Linked DNA regions of Homo sapiens: region 1 is linked to region 2. Evidence: chromatin loops called from intact Hi-C (ENCODE). Cell type or tissue: heart left ventricle. All regions are shown on one strand. Links, peaks and the distances in the headings refer to the core of each region. The heading gives the core; the rest is flanking DNA.

Region 1 (11,849 bases), core at 1,221-9,220, 120 kb before region 2:
TGCAGCGCGCGGGTACCAGGGGCCATGGGGAGCCTGCTCGATCTCCTGTAGATCTCCCGGGCTGGCCTCGCACAAGGAGGGGAAGAAAATGGAACCACCACCAGAATATCGCCCTCCCTCCTGTCCTGACGGAGAGGAATCCTCCTGGGTTTCCAGATCCTGTATCAGAGATTGACTCTGAGGGCCCACCCTGCTCTTCCTGGGACAATTAAGGGATGAAGTCTCTGAGGGAGTGGAGGGGAAGACAATCCCTGGAAGACTGATCCGCGGTCCCCTTTCACCCCACAGCAACCTTGGGCACCAGGACTTTTCCTCCCGGGCCTTGTTCTCTGCCTCACACTCAATGTGTCGGAGTCTGACTCCAGCTCCTCTGAGTCCCTTGGCCTCCACTCAGATCAGGACCAGAAGTCCCTGCTACCCTGCTCAGAGACTAGAACTTTCCAAGGAATAGGAGATTATCCCAGGCGCCTGTGTCCAGGCTGGTGTCTGGGCTCTGTGCTCCCTTCCCCACCCCAGGTGTCCTATTCATCAGGATGGTCACATGGGCGCTGCTGGGGTGTCCCATGAGGAATGCAAAGTGCCTGAGTTTTCCGACTCTTCCTTTCAGACCCCCCCCAAGACACACGTGACCCACCCCCCTCTCTGAACATGAGGCATAACGAGGTCCTGGGTTCTGGGCTTCTACCCTGCGGAGATCACATTGACCTGGCAGCGGGATGGGGAGGACCAGACCCAGGACATGGAGCTCGTGGAGACCAGGCCCACAGGGGATGGAACCTTCCAGAAGTGGGCGGTTGTGGTAGTGCCTTCTGGAGAGGAACAGAGATACACATGCCATGTGCAGCACAAGGGGCTGCCCAAGCCCCTCATCCTGAGATGGGGTAAGGAGAGAGATGGGGGCGGCCATGTCTCTTAGGGAAAGCAGGAGCCCCTCTGGAGACCTTTAGCAGGGTCGGGGCTGGGTCCTGGAGGTCAGAACCCTCACATTCCCCTCCTTTCCCAGAGCCCTCTCCCCAGCCCACCATCCCCATTGTGGGTATCATTGCTGGCCTGGTTCTCCTTGGAGCTGTGGTCACTGGAGCTGTGGTCACTGCTGTGATGTGGAGGAAGAAGAGCTCAGGTGGGGAAGGGGTGAGGAGTCGGGTTTGAGTTTTCTTGTCCCACTGGGGGTTTCAAGCTCCAGGTAGAAATGTGTTCTGCCTGGTTACCGGGAAGCACCATCCACATTCATGGGCCTACCCAGCCTGGGCCCTGTGTGCCAGCACTTACTCTTTTGTAAGCACCTGTGACAATGAAGGACAGATTTCTCACCTTGATGATTGTAGTGATGGGGATCTGACCCCAGTAATCACAGGTCAGGGGAAGGTCCCTGCTGAGGACAGACCTTAGGAGGGCAGTTGGTCCAGGACCCACATCTGCTTTCCTTGTTTTTCCTGATCCTGCCCTTGGTTTGCAGTCACACATTTCTGGAAACTTCTCAAGGTTCCAAGACTAGGAGGTTCCTCTAGGACCTCATGGCCCTGCTACCTTCCTGGCCTCTCACAGGACGTTTTCTTCCCGCAGATAGAAAAGGAGGGAGCTACTCTCAGGCTGCAAGTAAGTATGAAGGAGGCTGATCCCTGAGATCCTTGGGATATTGTGGTTGGGAGCCCATGGGGGAGCTCACCCACCCCACAATTCCTCCTCTAGCCACATCTCCTGTGGGATCTGACCAGGTTCTGTTTTTGTTCTACCCCAGGCAGCCAAAGTGCCCAGGGCTCTGATGTGTCTCTCACGGCTTGTAAAGGTGAGACCCTGGGGAGGCTGATGTGTGTGGGTTGTTGGGGTAACAGTGGATATAGCTGTGCTATGGGGTTTCTTTGACTTGGATGTATTCAGCACATGATGGGCTGTTGAAGGTGTGACCCCTCACTGTGAGTGATATGAATTTGTTCATGAATATTTTTTCTATAGTGTGAGACAGCTGCCTTGTGTGGGACTGAGAGGCAAGATTTGTTCATGCCTTCCCTTTGTGACTTCAAGAACCCTGACTTCTCTTTCTGCAAAGGCATCTGAATGTGTCTGTGTCCCTATAGGCATAATGTGAGGTGGTGGGGAGACCAGCCCACACCCGTGTCCACCATGACCCTGTTCCCCACACTGACCTACATTCCTTCCCCGATCACCTTTCCTGTTCCAGAGAAGTGGTGCTGGGATGTCTCCATCTCTGTCTCAACTTCATGGTGCACTGAGCTGTAACTTCTTACTTCCCTATTAAAATTAGAATCTGAGTATAAATTTACTTTTTTCAAATTATTTCCATGACGGGTTGATGGGTTAATTAAAGGAGAAGATTCCTAAAATTTGAGAGACAAAATAAATGGAAGACATGAGAACCTTCCAGAGTCCACGTGTTTCTTGTGCTGATTTGTTGCAGGGGAGGAGAGTAGATGGGGCTGTGCCCAGTGTGTGCTCAGGCCACCATGGGCTTTATGTGGTCACAGCTCACCTGGGTCATCTTTGCTGCTCCACTGTCCTTGGCCCTTCAGTAGAACCTTGTCCCACCAGGACCTGTGATCACAGGGACTTGGATGTCACCTAGGGTGGTCCCTACACATCGAAGTCCTTCCGGTATGAAGAGACAAATTTTCAGTCCCCTGTATCTTTTGCCCTCCTTCCAGGTCTCTTTCCTGGATTGTATTTTCCATCTTTTTCCCCAGCCTTCTTAAAGGAAGCAGATTCTGAAATTTGCAGAGAGGAGGGGTCCCATAGTTTCTCATCGTAGGTAACTTTCTGTTGGAACTCCTCTTCTGCTTTCCTACTCTTCTTCCTGCCTGAGTTGTAGTAATCCCAGTGCTGGCTCCAATCCAAACTCATGCATTTATAAAGCAGAGTCTGATTTAGATTTATATGGGGTTGGAAAATTGGACCCACAAGGCTAGGATTATCTTTCCTGAACAGAAAAATATGGCTGTGCGCTGCAGTGTGCAGGAGGGTTGGTGTGGGAGGAGGTGGGAAGGACACACAAGCAGCCCTGGTGAGAAAAGCACTGGCAGCACTGATGTTGGTGTGAGATGATGTTGTTCTTTAGCTACGTTAATAAAGATATTGCCTTTAGAATACAGAGGTGCTCTACAGTGATCATTCATTCAACTGACATTTGTTGTCTGCTAGGTATATGACTGTTTTTGCATTTAGAAAACATCATTAAAGTAAAAACAGAAAAATTTCTGGCCTTGTGGTGTATACGTTCTAGATGCAAGCTTGTCCAACCTGCAGCTCTCGGGCTGCGTGTGGCCCGGGACAGCTTTGAATGTAAGAAGTTTTTTTGCTTATCTGTGGTAGCAAATATCATGAAAATTATGCACGCACATGTTTTTCTTTTTTCTATTCTTTCTGCTCATCAGCTGTCATTAGTGTATTTTATGTGTGGCTCAAGACAATGCTTATTCTTCCCAACTGGCCCAGGGAAGCCAAAAAATTGGACACCTCTGTAGGCAGATGATAGATATAGTATAAGCAGAGTAGGAACAGAAAATGCTTGAGTTAGAAGGTGGCAAGTGCTGTGTGGCAGGTGATCCAGAGGGTGGGCTGTGGGGACAGGAAGGTGGCTGTTGTGCTGGGTGGTCAGCATGGGCCTTGTTGCAAATGTGACCTTGGAGTAAAGATTTGAGGGATGTGAGGAGTTGTCTACAAGGATGTCTGGGAAAGTTCTTTTCAGGCAGGGGAACCTTCAGTGCAGATGCACTAGGGCAGGAAATTGTCTGTGTTCCTGGAAGGAGGAAGAGGCCAGAAGGGCTGGACACAGAGAAACTGAAGTGAGGTCAAAGGTGTGGCTAGAGCAGGTAGCCCTGAAGGGTGTGGGAAGGGTGTTGACCTTTGCTCTGAATGACATGGGGAGGACAGTTTTGAAAAGTGGGACATGGTAGGGCTCATCCTTTGAAAGCTTCTTTCTGGCTGCTGTGCTGAGAACAGAATTGAGAGGTGGGGAACCAGTGATGCAGTGGGGAAAATGGTGGGAAAGGAGTACAGTATTCTAGGATGGACACGTTGCTTACCTTGACTAGGGTGTGAGCAGGGGAAATAGTGAGAAGTGAAGGGATTCTGGATGAATTTGAAGATGGACTCACAGCACTTGCTAATGGATGTGAGAAGAAGAATCAAGGACACCCACAGTATTGGACTGAGTGAGCAGAAGGGTGGAGCTGCTGTCAGTGGAGATAGGGAGACTCTGGCAGGAGTACACAGAGGAGAGGGCATCGCAGGCATTCAATGGAGGAGACATCTATGAGGAATGCAGGTGAGGGGCCCAGATGCCTCTGCAGCTACAGATTCATCATCCAATCACTCTCCTACTCCCACCACCCCTGTGTCTCAGAGCCAGAGCACTGATTCTCCCCTGGGCTGTGGGCACAGGTAGGTGAAAGTCAGGGAAGTTGTGGTCTGCTATTGGTTATAATAAGTCACAGATCATTATGCTTTCTCAGATAATTAAAGAAATAATAAGAGAATGTGTAATTAGGACACTTAGAAGACTACAATAATGCAAAGGTTTTTATTCATCTAAAGAAGGTAACATAAGAAAAATAGTTGAGCAAGAAAGAGATAATATTAGAAGGCAGCAAATGACAATGGACAGACTTAAACCCAATGAGGTCAATAATTACATTAAACATAATGGACTCAGACACTCCAATTACAAGACAAATAGTGCAGGGGGGTAAAAATAAATAACTAAATAAATAATCATGGGCTGTTTACAAAAGACATAATTTCAGTAGAAGGTAAAGAAAAGTTGAAAGTAAAAGGATAGAGAATACCAGACAAACATTCATGAAAGACCACATGGAGACGCCATTTAGAAAAATTACAGGATATGAGTCTCCTGAGACATAGAGTACACGTAGACAGCTCACAAGGTCTTTTTCCCTTTTTTCAGAGACAGGGTCTGTTGCCCAGGTTGAAATGCAATGGTGATATCATACCTTACTGTAACCTCAAACTCCTGGGCTGGAGCAATTCTCCTGCCTCAGCCTTCCGAGTAGCTAGGACCACAAGCCTGTGCCGCCACACCTGGCTATAATGTCTCATTTTCTCATTTGCTGTGGTGTGAACAAGGAAACAATACCATGCCATGTATTTGACTTGCAGCAGGCACACAACAAATGTCAGGTGAATTAAGAAATAAAACCACTTAGTAATCCAAGCCATATCCACATTTACATCTTACAGATGAGGAGCAACATCCCAGACAAGTAAAGTAAAATAAATTGATTTACATCATCCAGAGCAGAATCGAGAACACATTCCCTGTGCTAAAGGAATCAGAGCTCTACTAAGGGTCATAGCAGATATCATGCAAGTCACATATGTTAATTACTAGAACAGGAATTGATACATTTCAAGATATACTAAACAAAGGGTTTGGAAGGATTAACTGAATGCAGAAATAGAGGAAGAAAATGGATTTGTTTAAAAGATGGTTAGAATCTTTAAAGAAACAACATTTTTTTAAAGTGGCCTTATGTGGACCAAAGCAGAGATGAACTCAAGTGTCAGGTGGGAAAATGCCTAAGTGCAGCTTCTAGACCCAAGGGAGACCTAAAAATCCTGGGACATTTTCGGTTGTCACATGGGGATTGGTGGGAGGGGGTGAGTGGGGTGTTGCTGGCAAACCTCCCACAATGCACAGGACAGACCACTCCACAAGATTCTCTGTCCCAAATTGTTAATAGTGCTGCTGTTGAGAAACCCGCCCCAGAGGTAAATGCTGTAATGTCCTCACCATTTCACAGATTAAGAAACTGAGGCACCAGGGGGAGAAGTGTCAGTAAGACCTGAGCTGCAGGTTGAATCCAGGCCACTTGGCTACAGGGTCTTGGCTCCCCTGGTTAAGTCAGGGACCCAGTAGCCGACCACAAACAATCCCAGCTGCACGGTGCCTTCATGGTCTGTGGCGCCCCCTGGTGTTGACACTGGGCCTGTGGCCAAATGAGGCTTGAGGGAAAAGGAAAAAACAGGTTTGGGTAGGGGGATACTCTTTCAGGCTCTCCAGATTTCCAGCCACGACTTACGCTCAGAAAAAATAACGTCCACCTTAATTATCTCTCCAACCCTGTTTTTCCCTGTCCCGGCTAGTTCCCTCCCTTGACTCCATCAACATCGGCACCTGCCAGACGCCCACCACCCACCATGTAAGGAGTGAAAAGGCCCCAGGACTAAATGACAAGACGAGGTTCCACCCCAGCCATCCCTCCCCTCCTAGAGCTCTAGCTCTGTGCCTTTAGTGCTTAGGCTCTTAACCTGGGGTCCAGGAACCCACTTTCCTATGACACTGCGTGAAGAAGTGATGTTACACGCACACATGACTTCACTACAGGACATTGGATATTAATATTCATCAGATCAGCTAGAGGCCCAAGATACCACTCTTCTCCCAACAGTTTGTGATCCTCTGAATTAAAGAAAGGGTAGGGATTGAGGGAGGCCCTAACTCCAAATCTTCTACCACTTCTAGCGAAGTGCTGAGAAGAAGTGCAAGGTACTCAACCTGCTCTGGGGATACAGCAGGAAAGCAGAGTGTTTACGGATTTCACATTCCATCAAAGAAAATCCATTTTGACAAAATATCCAAGTCACTTTTCTAAGCCCCAGGCAGCAGTTCAAACAAATAACATCAAAAAAAACCAAAATCTTGGCCCAGGTGAAATCATTGAAGCTATAAAACTTTGTGAGACCTGTAGTTAGAGAGAAGGACAATTCAGTTTAGGGCTGCAGCAGAAAATTCCTATATCATATTGTGTTCTTCTTCATCATGAAGGTCCCCTGAAGGGACCTTCTCCCTTCAGCAGTGCATAGTGAGGCCATTTCCGTGCAAAAAGATAGAATCTCCTGGGATTCCTGATGTTTACACTTACTACTCACTCCTTCACTTTGTAGATGCCAACTTCACATTAGACATCTTTCAGTTAATTTCCTTACTCTGTCTAAGCAGAATATTTAAACTTCTTTCTGAAGCAGAAAACCAGGGACTGGTTATGTGAGCTATCACCCCACTCTGTGGCTCTCTTAAGCAATAAGCATAAGAGATTGTGGGCCAACAGAATTTGTAGCAAGGTAAACATAACCCTTCATTTCAGCCTATGTTTCAGCTTGTCTAGTGATGTTCCAGTCTTGCTCCAGTCTTAACATTTTAAAATTTATAATTTTACTTGAATATGATTTTATAAGAAGTCATATATATTCATTTCTGTTGAGTCTGTCAGTGAAAGCCTTCTCAAAACAACTGTGAAGTAAAGACAGGTAAATAAATGCATGGTGCTCCCATGTATTAATGCTCACTGCATCTTACAAATGTGTCAGCCCCACTGCAACAGATGGTGCATCAACAAATGGTGCTGGAAACCTGGATATCAACATGCAAAAGAATGATGCTGGAAAAAATTCATGTCCTTCCATTACACCCTTTTCAAAAATTAAGTCAGAATGACTCAAAGAACTAATCTTAAGAATTGAACCTGTAAAACCCTCAAGAAAATACTGAGGAAAATCTTATGGACATTAGAATTGGTAGTGGTTTCTTGGCTGGTGACCAATAGTACAAGTAATATAAGAAAAATGACAAATTAGAATGCATCAAAATTTAAAAACTTTTTTGCATCAAAGGACACTATTAAGAGAATCAAAAGAAAATGCACAGACCAGGAGGAAATATTTGCCAATCACATATCTGATAAAGAATTAATATCCAGAATATGTAAAGAACTACAATTCAACAATAGCAAAACAATCTCATTCAAAAATAAGTAAAAGACATGAATAGACAATTCTCCAAAGAAGATATACAATAAGGACATAAAAATAAGGAATGCTGGTCAGGCATGGTGGCTCATGCCTGTAATCCCAGTACTTTGGGAGGCCGAGGTGGGCGGATCACGAGGTCAAGAGATCAAGACCATCCCGGCCAACATGGTGAAACCCCGTCTGTACCAAAAAAATACAAATATTAGTTGGGCATGGTGGCAGGTACCTGTAGTCCCAGCTACTCAGGAGGCTGAGGTAGGAGAATCACTTGAACCTGGGAAGTGGAGGTTACAGCGAGCCGAGATTGTGCCACTGCACTCCAGCCTGGCAACAGAGCAAGACTCTGTTTCACAAAAAAAAAAAAAAAAGGAATGCCAATAAGGACATAAAAATATGGTAAACTTCACTAGGCCAAGTGTTGGTGAAGATATGGAGAAACTGGAACACTTGTACACTGCTGGTGAGAGTATACAGTGGTGCAGCCACCATGGAAAACAGAATAGTGATTCCTCAAGAAAGTAAAAATAGAATTACTATATGAGCCAACAATTCCACTTTTGGGCATACCCAAAAGCACTGAAAGCAGGAACTCACCCAGATATGTGTACACTCAGGCCCATAGCAGCACTATACCCAATATCCAAAAGGTGGAAGCAACCGAGTGTCCATCAGAGGATGACTGGATAAACAACCCACGGTGCACATAAGCATGGAATATTATTCAGCCTTAAAAGTGAATGAAATTCTAATTGGATGAGCCTTGAAAACACTATAAGTGAAATAAGCCAGAAATAAAAACAAATATGATATTTTACTTATATAAAGTAGCTAGAATAAGCAAATTCATAGAAACAGAAAATAGAATAGAGATTACCAGGGGCTGGGGGTAGGGAGAATGGGCAGTTATGGTTTAATGGGTACAGTTTCTGTTTGGGATGATGAAAATGTTCTGGAAATGGATATTGGCGGTGGTTACACAACATTGTAAATGTGCTTACTGCCACCAAATTGTACACTGAAAAAATGGTTAGAAGGTAAATTATATAGTATGCATGTTTTACCACAATTTACAAAAAATATATCAACACTAAATCCAATCACAGCTCTCATCGAGTTTTTTTATACTGGTGTTTCAACAAGCACATTGCCGCTGTGGAGGGGAGGGGTCCTTGGAGTTCTTATGCCACCATGTTCTTTGGTGTCACTTCTCAGCACAACTTTGGTGGTCAGAGCACAACTTGGTTTTATACATTTTAAGGGGACATGAGACAGTGATCAACATATGTAAGCTAAAGATTGATTCCGTCTGGAAAGGCGGGACAACTCGAAGCAAGGAGGGGGCTTCCAGGTCACAGATAGATGAGAGACAAATGGTTGCATTCTTTTGAGTTTCCGATTAGCCTTTCCAAATGAGGGAATCAGACATGTGTTTATCTCAGTGAGCAGAGGGGCGACTCTGAACAGATGGGAGGCAGGTTTACCCTAAGCAGTTCCCAGCTTGACTTTTCCCTTTAGCTTAGTAATTTTGGGGCCCCAAGATTTTATTTTCCTTTTACAGAACCATCAATACTTACAGAAAAAAAAAAACCCTGAATGTACACAAACCTCTATACCAAACTACCAATTTACAGAAAATACAGGTAATAGAAATACATTAAACCACACCTTGGCGTGCAATCCACAAAATGCAAACAATAGGAAACCTTACCATACAATATAAATTTCAAGGAGAAACCTATGGAACAAATGAGAACAAAAAACATATTTTTAAAGGTAAAACTAAACTATAATTTTGGATGATGAAAATATAAAGTCCAGCATAGGGAAGCAGTTCCTTTAGAATTTTAGTCACAATTAATGGAAGGGTACTGAAACCTGCTATTTCCCAGTTGAATAACAGGTCCTGGGGATATAGAAGGTCTTGCCACAAGTTGAATCCATAACTGCTGCTTTCCTGGTACCAGGGAGAACAGGTTTCCTATCAAGGACTGGGTAGGAGTGTTTGCCAGGCCTGTATCAGCTATTGCCCAAGTTTCCACTTTACAAAAGTGCCATGCATACATGCAACAACATAGTGCCTTCTCCATGCATCCCTTAAGAGATGAACTGCATGCTATCTTAGGGCCAGTACATTATGAGTCCAGTGCTGCCCCTATTGTGGAGCCCTCACAGGAGATGTCTCCAATGGTACATGAAGGCATGGCCCTCATTCCTGATAATGCTTGGTACTTAGATGCATTGAGCCAAGGTAACCCTGTGTATGGACAGTAGTAGCTGCACAACCACAGACAGTATCTGGTTTGAGATGGGAATGCAACAGAGCAGTCAATGGGCAGAACTCCAAGCTACATGGTTGGTTTGTACCCGTGAGCCACCACCTATAGTTCTCTGTACAGACAGTCTGGCAGTACTTAAGGGTCTTACAATTTGGCTTGCCCAAAGGGCCTGAGATGATTGGTATATAATTTAAAAATCCTTATGGGGAGCTGATATGTGGAAAGACATTTGGAAAAGTCTACAGGAACCCACTGTGGACCTAATTGCTTCAGCACACTGGTCAGATTCACCTCCCAGAAACATGGAGGCAGACATCCTAGCAAAAATTAGAATACTGAGCTAGTTGATTAGGTACATATCACAGTGGGGATTTCAGTGCATGAATGGGCTGCCAAATAGCAAAGGGAGCAGGATTGGCTCTCTGCTATGCAGATTTAGTGGTGGCGGTAGCAAACTGCTTAATTTGTTCCCGTCTGTACCTCTGCCACATCCCACATACACCTGGACATATACATAAGACAGCCACCCCTGTGACAGACTGGTAGATAGACTACATCAGACCCTTGCCAGTAATCTTGAGACGAAAGTATGCACTAACATGTGTATACACTGCCATGGGATTGTTGCAAGCTTTCCCTTGTAAGAGCAAACCAAACAGCCACCATCAGGGGCTTGGAGCAACTCAGTGTCATGTAAGGATACCCTCCACATATTGATAGCAATCGAGGCATGCATTTCACCAGACACGGTGTCCAAGACTGGATGCATGAAAGGGACATAGACTGGGTATTTCACTTACTGTATACTCCCCCAAGCAACAGGGTTGATTGAAAGGAAAAATGGTATTTTGAAGGCACAGTTTTGAGCACTCTCAAAATCCAATATCTTTCATAGTTAGACAAAGATTTTGCCTCAAGCCATTAGAAACCTTAATTTAGTTGAGACAAATATGGTGCTGGCACCACACCAATGACTCAGGACCACCACAGAGATGGATCCATTAACCATAATAGTAAAGAAAGTCCAACCAGATGCATCTCTGACCTGAGCAGATAAAAGGCCAATGGCAAAGGTTATTTAGAACTCCTCAAGATCTTGAGCCAGGGAGGAGACACTTGAATGGGGGTTGGACTAGCAACTTCCCCTATGTTGGATAGAGCATTTCTTTCCAGACAGCAAGGAATTCCCTACCAACTAAAGTGGTCTCCATTGATCCTGCTGAAGTCTGGGCCAAAACACTCCACATACCAATAAACTGGAACACAGTCCCTTTTAAGAAGCACCCTGGCTGGCCATTTGACATGGTCCTTTGCTGCCCCTGTAACCTTACACATAATACCAGCGCCTTTGCCCCTCAGGCAACATGTTTGGTGTGTACTCCCAGCCCACAATCCTATGTTCCTAATCAACAGAGATGGAGCTACCAGTAATTCTGTTTAATGGGGAAGAACTGCCCCACCAAATACCTACTAAACATTTTTAATTCCACCCATAGTCTTCTGTTCCTATTGTTGTTCTGCTCTATACCTCTTGGTTTGGTTCCTGAATAAACATGGTAAAGGGCATTTTTAATTCTGTGTCTTACACCTGGCATACATATCATCGCCTGTTGTTTGTGTTGTTGCTGTGGCCCCTGCTTAACAAGTAGAAAACAAATTGATAAAATGTGTCACTCACACCATCAAAATGTCACCCACAGCCCTCTCTGAAGGCTCAGGGACTATGGGGGAAATGTGAGTCCATGAGATTGTAAGAGCTGGATTAGAGGGCTGGGATGTGGAGAGAAAAGT
Region 2 (11,849 bases), core at 2,721-10,720:
AAAAAGATATTCCTGGGGAGTAGATGGGTGGTGGAGGGCGGGGGAACAAGGGTGGGGTATTGTTAAAACATCGTAAAAGGGCTCCTTTTTTGATCTTGAATTATGACTTTCCTATAGATAAAAATTGCACCTTTAATCAGAGAACAATGGCCCAGGTGTCAGGTATAGGTGAAAGTCCAAAGTTCTCTTCAGAAAAGAAACTCTATTTTAGTTATACAGAACATTTATTCAAATCTTCCACTATTTAATTTATGTAAAATATCCTAGTCAATGTTTTTAACCCGAGTGTTTTTAAACATTGCTTTTTAAAAAATAAAAAACTTTTAAAATATTGAACCATTTACGGGGGCTTTAAAAACAGACAGCTTTTGTTCCAAATGAGGATGCCTCTCCTTCCGTTTGTCTGACCTACCCTTTGCCCCCATGGTCCCCTACTCCATTTATTAGCTCCACAGAGACCTGACAGAACCTTAAAGTTGATCCCTGAGTCAGACTGGGCCTGTCTCAAGGTCAGCTCACATCTGAAATCAAGCCTCTGCTGAGTCTGTGGAGTAAAAGGCTGATACTCCCTTCTCTCCTGCAAGACAGCTGTGTGCTCTGGCCCAGAGTGGGCACAGAACTGCTGGGCCCAGGCTGTCAGAAACTTCTGGGCTGGCATCCAGCTGCTCCAATGCACAAAGCCAGCTAACGCAGGCCAACCATGCCAGTGAGTCCACATTACAGAAGGACGGGAAGCAGTGGGATGCGGTACCCAGGGGTAGCAGTCTAATCCCTCCCAAAGCCAAATTCTAGAAAAATTTTCCAAATTTAAAAAATGGAAAAGGGAAAAATGGAAAATGGAAAAAATTTTAAATTTAATTTTCCAAATTTAAAAAATGGTAAAAGCTCTTACCCATGGCCATAGTTTTTCATCTTGACATCCTCAGCACTTACCATGGTACCTGGCACAAAACAGCTAATTTTTCAGTTGCCATACTGAACAGCCATTGTATACAGGCTCTCTATATTCCAATGACAACAATCTTTAGGCAACATTGTTAAGTGACAGAACAGTGTTTAGTATGCAAAACTTTGCTTAATAAAGGGGAGAAATACCAATATATATAGTTGTATTTAACTTCTATTTACATAAAGAAACATTGAAAGGATACGCAGAAAACTAATAAAAGTGTGTACCGGTGGGCCAGGGACGGGGGTAGTGGTAGGTGGAATGAATGAAGAAGGGCAAGGTGGTCACAGTCCTACTTAATCTATACCTTTTAATATATTATTTTTTGAGCCAAGTGTATGTATAACCCTTTAAGTTACATAGTTAAAATCATCTATTTTTGGTTATATAATTTTGTAGTAGCAAAAAACTCAACTGAAAAATAGGAAGCTATTCTCTCCATTTCTCTCTGTGGTCACATAGCCGCTCACGTTTAATTCTTTCTAAGCTCACAGATTGACCAACACAGCCACCATACTTGAGTTTCCATGACTTTATAATTCTAGTGCCCATCACTGTCTCAATCTAGATTTCCTTTTCCCCAAAAAAAATCTGCTACGTCACTTGCTATAATTTCTAGCTCTCTGCCAAATGTTTCACACATAGCTTTTATCCTTTTGAAGATAGCATATACATTGTTATATAGTCTATGCCCAATAACCCCAGAGTCTGGAAGCCCCATGGGTCTGATTCTGTTGTCTGTTTTTATTTTTGTTTTTTTTTCTTTTCTTTTCTTTTTGAGACAAGGTCTGGCTCTACGGCCCAGGCTGGAGTACAGTGGCATGATCTCAGCTCTTTGCAACCTCTGCTTCCCAAGCGCAAGCCGTCCATCCACTTCAGCCACCCTAGTAGCTGGGACTACAGGTGTGCACCACCACACCCAACTGACTTTTGCATTTTTTGTAGAAACGGAGTTTCACCATGTTGTGCAGGCTGGTCTTGAACTCTTGAGCTCAAGTAATTCCCCAGCCTCAGCCTCCCAAAGTGCTGGTATGGCAAGCATGAGCCACTGCACCTGGCCTGTTTCTGCTTTTCTTATGGCAATCTCGCCTCTCTGGGGCTTGATTATTTTTGCTTGTTTGCTAGATGCATTTGAGGCCTAGGATGCTATTATCTTCTTCCCAGAATGATTGTTTTTGACACTAGCAGTTTAGAGTCACTTTGAACAAGTTCAATGGTTACTTGAGATTCTCTGGGCTGGGACACCATTTCTACTCCCTTTAAGCCTTTAAAGGCTGCCAAAAATGCAGCTTGGATTCTTAAACTCTCTTCAGCAAATGCTCCCAGAACAGAAGCGACCCCAGTTGCAGGCTCACCTCCATGTTCCTTTCCTTTCCCAAATTTTGGCCCAGCAATTCCTCACTAACCTTTGAATATTTAAGTAAGATACTTAAAAATATTTTACCCAGCATTTTTAGTTGTCTTCAAATGGAGGCTTGGTCTGAATTACTCAGTCCATTAATGGAAGCAGAAGCCCTTCTGATGCAGGCCTTAGTTTTTCAGTAGTTTGCTCTTCTCTGGGCCTTAGCTTTCAGAAAGATTCTCTTGTCTGTAGTAGTAAAGTCTGTATAAAGTCTGCATGGACTTTTCTTGCGTACACACATTGCCACATCACCTCCAGTCAAGGCTGGAAGAGAATCTTGCATTTTACACATCTAATATTTCAGAAGAGCTGGAGTCACAGCAGTCCTCTTCACTGAGCTCAGAAACAAAACCCTGCTTGTGCATATATTCAGGCTGGGACCTCTAAAATGCAGACACCTAAGTGCTCCAGCTTTGAGAATTCTAGCTTCAGTGTGACAACGGCATAAGGAGTTGCCCTACGGTGTAAAGGCCCCTGTGAGGTCTCAGTTTGCAGACCAGGATGTGACAAGGAGATTGGAGCTGCAGTCAGCTCTAGAGGCCGAAAGAGGAGCCAAACAGCAAACAGAGGTGCCAAATGCTGCCTTAGAAATCTGTAAGCCAGCTAAGAGTTCTGCAGTCTCAACTAAACAAAACTTTTTTATTCCATTGGTTTGGGGTGTACTGTTCTTAGGGCTTTTGCCAACTGAATTGGTCTGTGGTGTCTTGAAAGATTGGGGGTCTGCACGGAAAAGGCTCGGAGGCCAGTTCTCTGAGGCTGCCTTTGTTGCAGGAAATAAAATGAATCTTTCCAGAGCCACAGCACTAGCATTTGGAGACCACTCTCAGGGGCTTTGGGGCGTACGACTTTCGGGGCTCTGGTCCTCTGTTTCCCTATCCGTAGAATGGAGACGGCTACTCTGTGAGAAGCCCGAGGTGCGCAGGACCCAAGTGAGGAGCCGGCAACCTGAAGTCCTCAGGATGGGGAGGGATCCGAAGGAGGCGGTGTGAAGACTCAAGAGGACCGCCTTGGGGTGGGAAGAGGACAGCCCGGCACTGGCTGCTGGCCCAGGTGCTGTGATGGGTTTCGTGCGCAGAGAGGCCTGACAGCCTCTGCATCAGTGACCGGGCGAAGAGTGGGGCAGCTCGGACGGTGGTTGGGGAACGTTAGGGAGATTGGCGCGCGGACCACTGGGTGAGCGCCCAGGAACGCCGGACGCGCGCCTTCACGCCCGGGTGCCTGGCGGCGTTTTAGAAAAGCTGTATTTGAAAAGCAACCGATTGGGGTGAAGGCGGGGGAGCGGAATCCTGATTACACTGTCCCAATTTCAGTTGAGGTGGGCTTTTAAAAGAAATCCCAATTCACACATTCGATCAGGTTAGTTACAAGAAAGGCTGGGAGGAGGTGGGGCTGGAAACACCAGAGGGCCCAGATGTCCGTTGGCGACGGTCTTCTGCAAACGACAGAGCGCAAGCCTTGCCCCTGGAATTCTAGAGCCGCCGCAAAGATAGGAACTCAAAACGACCCGAGCCCCGGAGCCGCAGCCCCTCGGGACGGTCACGAGCAGAGCTCCCAAGGGGACCGCTGGGGACTGGGCGGGGGCTCTGCTTCTCACCTGTTCCTTCTCTATCCACTGAGCCCTGACACGTAGGACCAGCGCTACTAACAGACTTGTTTTCCGGTTCAGCTCCCCTTAGGGCTCCTGTTGGAAACCGACCCTATCTGGGGAGCCTGTCTGGGCCACTCCCATTGCCGGAGAACTCTCCTGGGGCGGGGAGATGGCCCAGGTTTGTGGGGCTTGAAAGCTTACACAGTGTTGTGTCTTTTCAAGAAAAAGGATACAGCCGGGCACGGTGGCTCACGCCTGTAATCCCGGTACTTTGGGTGGCCGAGGTGGGTGGATCACGAGGTCAGGAGATCGAGACCATCCTGGCCAACATGGTGAAACCTCGTCTCCACTAAAAATACAAAAAATTAGCTGGGCATAGTGGCATGTGCCTGTAATCCCAGCTACTCGGGCGGCTGAGCCAGGAGAATCTCTTGAACCAGGGAGGCGGAGGTTGCAGTGAGGCAGTGAGCCAAGATCGTTGCCACTACACTCAGGTCTGGCGACAGAGCAACACTCCGTCTCAAAATAAAAAAATTAAAAAAAAAAGGAAAGAAAGAAAAGAAAAAGGATACAGAATTTGACAAAATTAAGAATAAAAGCAAATATGACTTACAATGAGGAAAAACAATGACAGCAAATGATAAATGTTTAAAAACTGACATATCACAAACATCAAAAAATCCCCCCAAAATTCTAATAACTGCTTGAACCACCCCTATATTTTCCCATTTATATTTTTTGATTCCCTCTTCATTCGACAACACTTTTGTAATGTATTTTCCTGGGTGAGAATGAATAATTTGGTATTTCGTCTAGCATAGTTAAGCAAAAAAAGTTTTTATTGAAAGTTTAGAAAAGTTAATATCCATTTCACAATCGTTATTGGTAATAATATGCAAATTTTTAGTGCTATTAATTTTGGAGAAGCCTCTGTGAAGAGTTTCCTATGTAAGCCTGAGATTTCAGGGCATTTCAAGTTTTCTTGGGCAGTGACTAATCTTAAATACTCTTTTAAGTTGCTGAAAGTCATTGGCCTGTTTTTCGTTAAGTCCTTGTTGTAAAGGTGTAGTATGAAACTGTTTGTAGATGTCAATATTTTATGCCAAAACAACAAGTTTTTTAAGTTTTAATGTGTTTATGTGGTTAATTCTTCATCAAGTGATTGTCAAACAATCTAGGCATCTATTCTATTTAAAATGTATCCCTTCCCTTCAATAAATTGCTGGTTTTGGCTGGAACCAAACTTTTTTTCTTCTTCCAATTCCTTTTCTGATGTCAGAATAACTTCTATTAATTTCATGTGCAAATATGCAAGAGATCATTTTATTTCATGATGTATGTATAATTGTATATGCATATTTAATAAGTATATTCCTAAAGAAGAGAGCTTCCATTTTGACTAGACTTTGATGAGACTGAGTAATACGCTTATAATTTTCTACATCTAGGGGTTAAAAGGATTTATTGGCTTCACTGTCCACAGACTTCTGGTGCCTCATGTCACAGCACACATTCTTATTGTGACAGATCTCTGACCTTTCACTTTAGTCTCTGATGTCAGGTGAGTTATCTCAGTGGGTGGTGGTTCCTGTAAGCCACTTCTACACTGAGACGGGTAGCAATAACTTGACTATACATGAAAGTGCTTATGAACCACATATCCTAGTAATCTCAAACAATGTAATCCCAACTTAATTTCCCCTTAGCTAGAACCCCCACATGCTACCTGATACAAGAGAAACTGTGACAGAGGGAAGTTGACGTGGAAGGAGACAGTAATCCTAACCGTGGTTAAAATATGTTACTTTTGCAAATTTTACAAAACACTTAGCATGACCATATTGAACACATTGCTTGGAATTCCAGGGTCTTGGAAAGAACCAGTGCAAGGGATGAACTTAATGGCAGAGCTTCCTCTGCACACTTCACGACTGCAACAGGCTTGTCCCTGAAGTCTCTCCGCTGGGGTCCCACTTCAGGCTGACGTACTGTCTGTGTCACCGAACATCACTCTCTGCATTTGCTTACCCTTTTTGATTCTTCCCTGTGCCTCAGTTTGGAGTTGGAAGCTCATAAATTCCCCTATTATAGGGAAGTGGCTGATTGTGTAACCCTATCCTTTTGTTGAAATAGGTGTGTCCAGTTAAGTATTTACTGTAAACCAGCCCCTCATACGCATTCCACTGGGGGTGGATTCATTGCTTTCTACAACCTCGCCATATGTAATGTCCACACTGGTCCATCTGGCTGTGCTTCTCAAGATCAGCTGTTTTGTAGGACTTGAAATAAGGATTCCTTAACAACCTGGTGAATGCCTAATAGCCTCAATACATTTCAGGCTGTTTTAGTTTTGTTTATTTGGTTTTCGTGTTTTGTGGTGAGAACACTTAAAATCTACTCTCTCAGCAATTTTCAAGAACACAGTGTACCATTACTAACAAATCACCAGAAGGTACAACAGATCTCTTGAAGTATTCCTCCTTGAAGTAACTGAAACTTTGTATCCTTTGACCAACCCATCCCCATGCCCACCACGCCCAGACTTTGGTAACCACCATTGTATTAATACTGTCTGCTTCTACCAGTTAACCTTTTTACACTCTAAGTGAGGTCATGCTGTATTGGAGGTTGTTTCCTCCACGCGACTGGGTGGAATTCAGAGGTTCCTACCAATAACTCATTTCTTTCACCAGCAGCTCCCAAGGGCTCTGCTGAGTCCCCCATGCCTCCTGAATCTGAGATCTTGAACCCCTGCTCCTCCCCAACCCTGTTTTTCTGAGAACTGCCTCATCAAACATAGAGCATAGCAACTTTCCTGAGATTTCTCTAAATTTCCTCTTATTCAGGTCACTGTGCATGACAGATTGACTGCTTGATTCCTGGAAGTCTAGGGATAAAAAGTATTGAGTGCTGGTCTAAAGGACAGGTTTCAGCAGAGGACACAATCTCAGAGCAGACAACTTAAGTTTCAGTATTAGGCATTTCCGTTCTTAAACATTCCTTCACTATTTCTGCCCAAGACATTTCTCACTGGTAAACTTTCCTTGTTGGTTACCTGCCTTCTGCAGCCCTGCAGGCTCTGTCTCTCTCCTGGGCCACCCCTCTTCCTCTTACACAGTTTTATGCTCCCCTTCCCTTCTCTTTCCTTCCATCTTCAGTCTACATATTTCACGGCTAGCTTTCCACAGCCAGATGTTTCTTGCCCTGAGGAATTATGCTATCAGTTTTTAAGCCACCGTTTAAAAGACGGTTGCCAGTGCCCTAGAGTCTTGGCAACAATGCTCCACCTTCCGGAGGTGAAGCGAAATGGTGTCCTGTCTTGAAAGACAGCGCCACCTACTGTCCATCAAGAGACAGCTGCCGAAAACAGCTGAATGACCCTGTTCATTGCCTGTTCTGGGGAGGGTGGCAGATAATCCAGGCAAGAATAATTCGAAGGTACATTGAACTTGAGGTGGTGATGGAACACTTAAGAATGCACAGAAGTTTAAACTCAATAGGGATAGTAATACCAAGCTGGCATCGGGCCTCAGGGAGGTTACAGGATCTGCATAGTGCTAACAACTGTGCATCGGTAGAATGGGAATCTGAATCCGGACACTCCGCCTGTGAAGTCCACGTAGCTCCACCTCGCTGCACTAAGATAGAGTAGATCTCCTTTTATGGATGATCAAATAAGTGAGAGGGAACCCAGGAGCCAGTGGAGAGGAGAATTTTAAGGAGGGGACTGCTGATGATCTAAAGTTTGAGTCATCAGTTTGGATGTGAACTGAGAAAATACCGCTGGGATTTGAGTTTAGGACTTAGTTGGAGACCCTTAGAGAGTGGTTTAGGGTGCCCAGCCCTGGGATAGGCATAGGAGAGTATGGAAAGACAGAAAGACATAGTCCTATCCCTCATGAAGCTAAATGTGAGCCAAAGCCAGGGAAGTTGGCAAAAATCAAATGGTAATAAATGAGACGGTGATTTAGGAAAGAGAGATCCATGTAGAACCTGCAGGCCCCTCTGACACCTTTGTGAAAATTAGGATGGATCAGTTCACTTTCTTGGGGCCATTGCTGCCCTGAGCCAGAGCCCACAGCTTGGCAAGCAACCTCTGGGCTAGGTCTCAGCCCCCATTCATCAGAATGAAGACTGACTTGTTAGGAAAGTTTCATTCAGGAAACTGGGACTTGAGCTGGGCTTCCACTGATGTGAAGGGTTTGGAGCAGCTGTGTGAAAGAGGTAGGAGTTAGGTCTTCCCTGCTGGGAAATGTCAAAACAGAGGCAATTAAGAGTCATAAAGGAGAGAGAGAAGACAAAAATCACCTGACTCTTGGCTCCAGTATTTTTAAAGCATGAGAAATTAGATAAGATCACTCCTTTAAAACAGTTACTGAGCACCTAATATATTCAAGGAGCTATGCCGAATAGGCTGACTCAGGGAAATAAGGACCCTGACAGTTGCGCATTAGTTTGTAGTTTATGAAGCACATCCATTTCCAGCTATGACATTTTGTCCACTTTCTTGTAAAGGAGGCTGAAGTTGTGGCTGCCCCTGAACATGAAGCTACAAATCTCCACAATTAGGACCATAATCCAGATTCTTTGACTAGTCCAGAATTCCTTTCATTCTGACCATCCTCTTCTTAAACATTTTAAAATTTAGGTAATTGTTTAGATAGATGGCACATTTGCTGGCTCAAAATTTTAAAAACACAGGAAAAAGTCTCCCTCTTGCCCCTGGTTTCCACACATCTAGTTTCTCTCTCCAGAAGCAAATTTTACTAGTTCATTGATATATTCTTCCAGAGATGTTCTTTGCATAAAAAGCAAATAAGAATATTTATTCTTCCCCGATTTGTGCAAATAATAGCATATTATACACACTGTTCTGTACCTTGCTTTTAAATTTAATTTATTTTTATTTTTTAAAATCAGTAATCTATGTGTCCAAAGCATAAACCAGGCATGGGCATAGACCAGAAGCCAAGCTGGGATAAACAGGGGGTTGCTTTGTTCCTGTCTGATGTGAGATGGGCACCATTAAGCTTTTTTTTTTTTTTTTTTCGAGACAGAGTCTGGCTCTGTCATCCAGGCTGGAGTACAGTGGCGCAATCTCGGCTCACTGCAAGCTCCACCTCCCGGGTTCACGCCATTCTCCTACTTCAGCCTCCCGAGTAGCTGGGACTACAGGCACCCGCCACCATGCCCGGCTAATGAGACAGGGTTTCACCATGTTAGCCAGGATGGTCTCGATCTCCTGACCTCGTGATCCACCTGTCTCGGCCTCCCAAAGTGTTGGGATTACAGGCGTGAGCCACCATGCCTGGCCAAGCTTTTTTTTTTTTAATGTATCAATTTATGTTGGAGATTATTCCAATAGCAAAAGTTCCCTTCCACACCCCACCCCCTACTAATGGCTGCACAATGTTCTATTGTATGAATGTAGCTAGTTTATTTAGCTTAACTTCCGTTGATGAACATTTGTTTTTTTTCTAAAATTTGAAGCAAATGTTTCTAAAACATTGATGCAATAGGTATATGCATATATTATTTCACATATGCATGAATATATATGTAAAATTTCTAACATCAGAATTGCTGGCTCAAAGAGAATGTACATTTGTAATCTTGGAGGAAATTCTCAAATTCCTACTCCTCTAAAGGAGGAGTACTAATTGGCATTCCCATCAGCAGTGTATGGGAGTGCCAATTTCCTCACACACTTACCAACACTGTGTTACCAAATGTTTGGATTTCTGTCAATCTGATAGGAAAAATAGTATGTCAGTGTTATTTTAATTTGTATTTTCTTCATGAGATTGAGATTATCTTTTAATATGCTTTAGAGACATTTGGTATTTCTTTTTCTATGAAATGTCTGCTGAGATACCTCTGCCCAATTTTCTTCTTGGTAGTTGATAAATTCTTATTTGCAAGAGCTGTATATAAAAGGTAATTAGCCCTTTGATTTTGATGGCAGTTGTAAATATTTTTCTTCTTCCAATGGTATTTCGTCATTTGTCTCTTGACATTGCACTTACGGTTTTTTTTCCCCCATGCAGGTCTTTTTTAATGTGGCTGAATTTATCTTTCTTTCCTTTTATGGTTTCTACATTTGAAACATTCTCAAGCTACTGCTAGTTAAATACAGTGGATTTCTGCCTTCAAGTTGCTCAATAAACCAGTAGGAAAATCAAGAAAAGTACCTAAGTAACTAGTAGAAGTTACTATATAGTCAGTACTATAAGTTGGTACAAAGTGCTGTTTCTTCATCTGTCTATCCATACATCTAATTATCAATCTATCTTTCCATCTGTCCATTAATCCATCCATTTATCAAGCTTTTACTGAATCCTTTCTAAGAGCAAGAAAAGGTATATATAGAGAGATGACATTTTATGGTAATGAAGCCCATGGGCTGGGATAAGAGACACCCAGATCTGAATCCCAGCTCTATGTTTACACCACTGTGGCCTTGGGCAGGTTACTTAATCTGTCCACATTTTTGTTTCTTATACTATTTCATGAGATACGACAGGAACGTAGATTGTGGAGGGGTCAAGGATTGAAGGTTAAAAAACAGACATTGTCGGAAATGCCTTAGGAAGAGAACTATAAGTGAGTACAATGCCTACATTTATAATTTCAGGTGGTGAAATCTGAATCCTGACAAGGTCAAGAGAGTGGCCACTAGGGTGGGTGGCAAAAGCAAAGGTCATTGGATGTGAGCAGGACAAGAACTGAAAGGCCTTGGTGTTAAATGATCATGTACATAGTCTTTGAAATCACCAGGATCATGGTAATTTCACAGCCAGATGAAGGGCAAGTTCTGGGAGGATCCTGAGCACAGGAGCTTCTGTCCCCGGTGGAGTGTGGGATGTGCCACCCTCCCAGCATGTGGATGCACTCACCAACCTGGAATCTCTCCAAACCTCTTTGTTCAGGATCTTACAGAGGTTCCATTATTTAGGTATGATTGATCAAATCACTGGCTGTTGGTGATTAACTCAGTCCCTGGGCTCCTCTCCCCTCCCCAGAGGTCAGAGGTGAGACTGAAAGTTCCAACCAGCCAGGCGTGGTGGTTCACGCCTGTAATCCCAGCATTTTGGGAGGCCAAGGCAGGCAGGTAACCTGAGGTCAGGAGTTCGAGACCAGCCTGGCCAACATGGTGAAACCCCGTCTCTACTAAAAATACAAAATATTAGCTGGGCATGGTGGTGTGCACCTGTAATCCCAGCTACTCGGGAGGCTGAGGCAGGAGATTCGCTGGAACCTGGGAGGCAGAGGTTGCAGTGAGCTGAGATAGTGCCGTTGCTCTCCAGCTTGGGCAACAAGAGTGAAACTCTGTCTCAAAAAAAAAAAAAAAAAAAGAAAGAAAGAAAGAAAGATCCCACCCTCTAATCACATGGTTCTTCTGCCAACCAGCCCCCATTCTTCCTCCAAGAGTCACCTCATTAGCATAAACCCTGGTATGGTTGAAAAGGGCTTATTATGAATAATAAAAGATACACTCATCAGAACATAACCATGTGGTAAGTTGAGGTGCATCAGGAATTAAGATGATTCAACTTAAAATTTTTGACTTTATGATGGGTTTACTGGGGTATTGAGTACACTTTCACCTTACAATATTTCTGACTTCAGTGAATTCACTGGGACGTAACCCCATCATAAGTTAAGGATCATCTGTTCAAGGGTTTTAGGAGCTCTGTGCCAAGACTAATTATATATATATCTCACAAGATCACACAACCCACAGCAAACAGTGGCAAAGTGGGATTGAGGGAGGAGGCTCTGAAATGAGGTTTTCAACAAGCGTCTTGGACCCTTAGAAGTTTCAAGTGACAGCCCTTATTAGTGGCACCCCTTAGGGGCTCCCTCAAACTCAATGCCAAGACTAGCCTGACTGGAGGGAACTTAGACAA

Evidence for each region. A loop is a pair of places that touch in the nucleus more often than their neighbours do. Peaks named below come from ENCODE experiments on the same cell type or tissue, not always from the same donor. Only the 100,000 strongest peaks of a DNase experiment are listed, where the experiment ranks them.
Region 1: a loop joins it to region 2, with 9 times the contacts of the local background. A loop is called at or near these places in 5 of 110 quality-filtered maps.

What each region holds. Positions count from the first base shown.
Region 1 is chr6:30,007,582-30,019,430 of GRCh38, forward strand. It overlaps the pseudogene POLR1HASP and the pseudogene HLA-J. Among named protein-coding and RNA genes, the nearest start is that of HCG9, 38 kb to the left of the region's middle. In heart left ventricle, for the core only: a CTCF peak has its summit at 5,946 (motif pointing left); a DNase peak (open chromatin) is centred at 5,920; H3K27me3 peaks cover 33 bases.
Region 2 is chr6:30,123,942-30,135,790 of GRCh38, forward strand. It overlaps LOC124900227 (small nucleolar RNA SNORA48), which reads right to left and starts at 9,001; the gene lies at 8,864-9,001. In heart left ventricle, for the core only: a CTCF peak has its summit at 7,273 (motif pointing left); no DNase peak of the experiment used is centred there; H3K4me3 peaks cover 767 bases; H3K27me3 peaks cover 7,425 bases.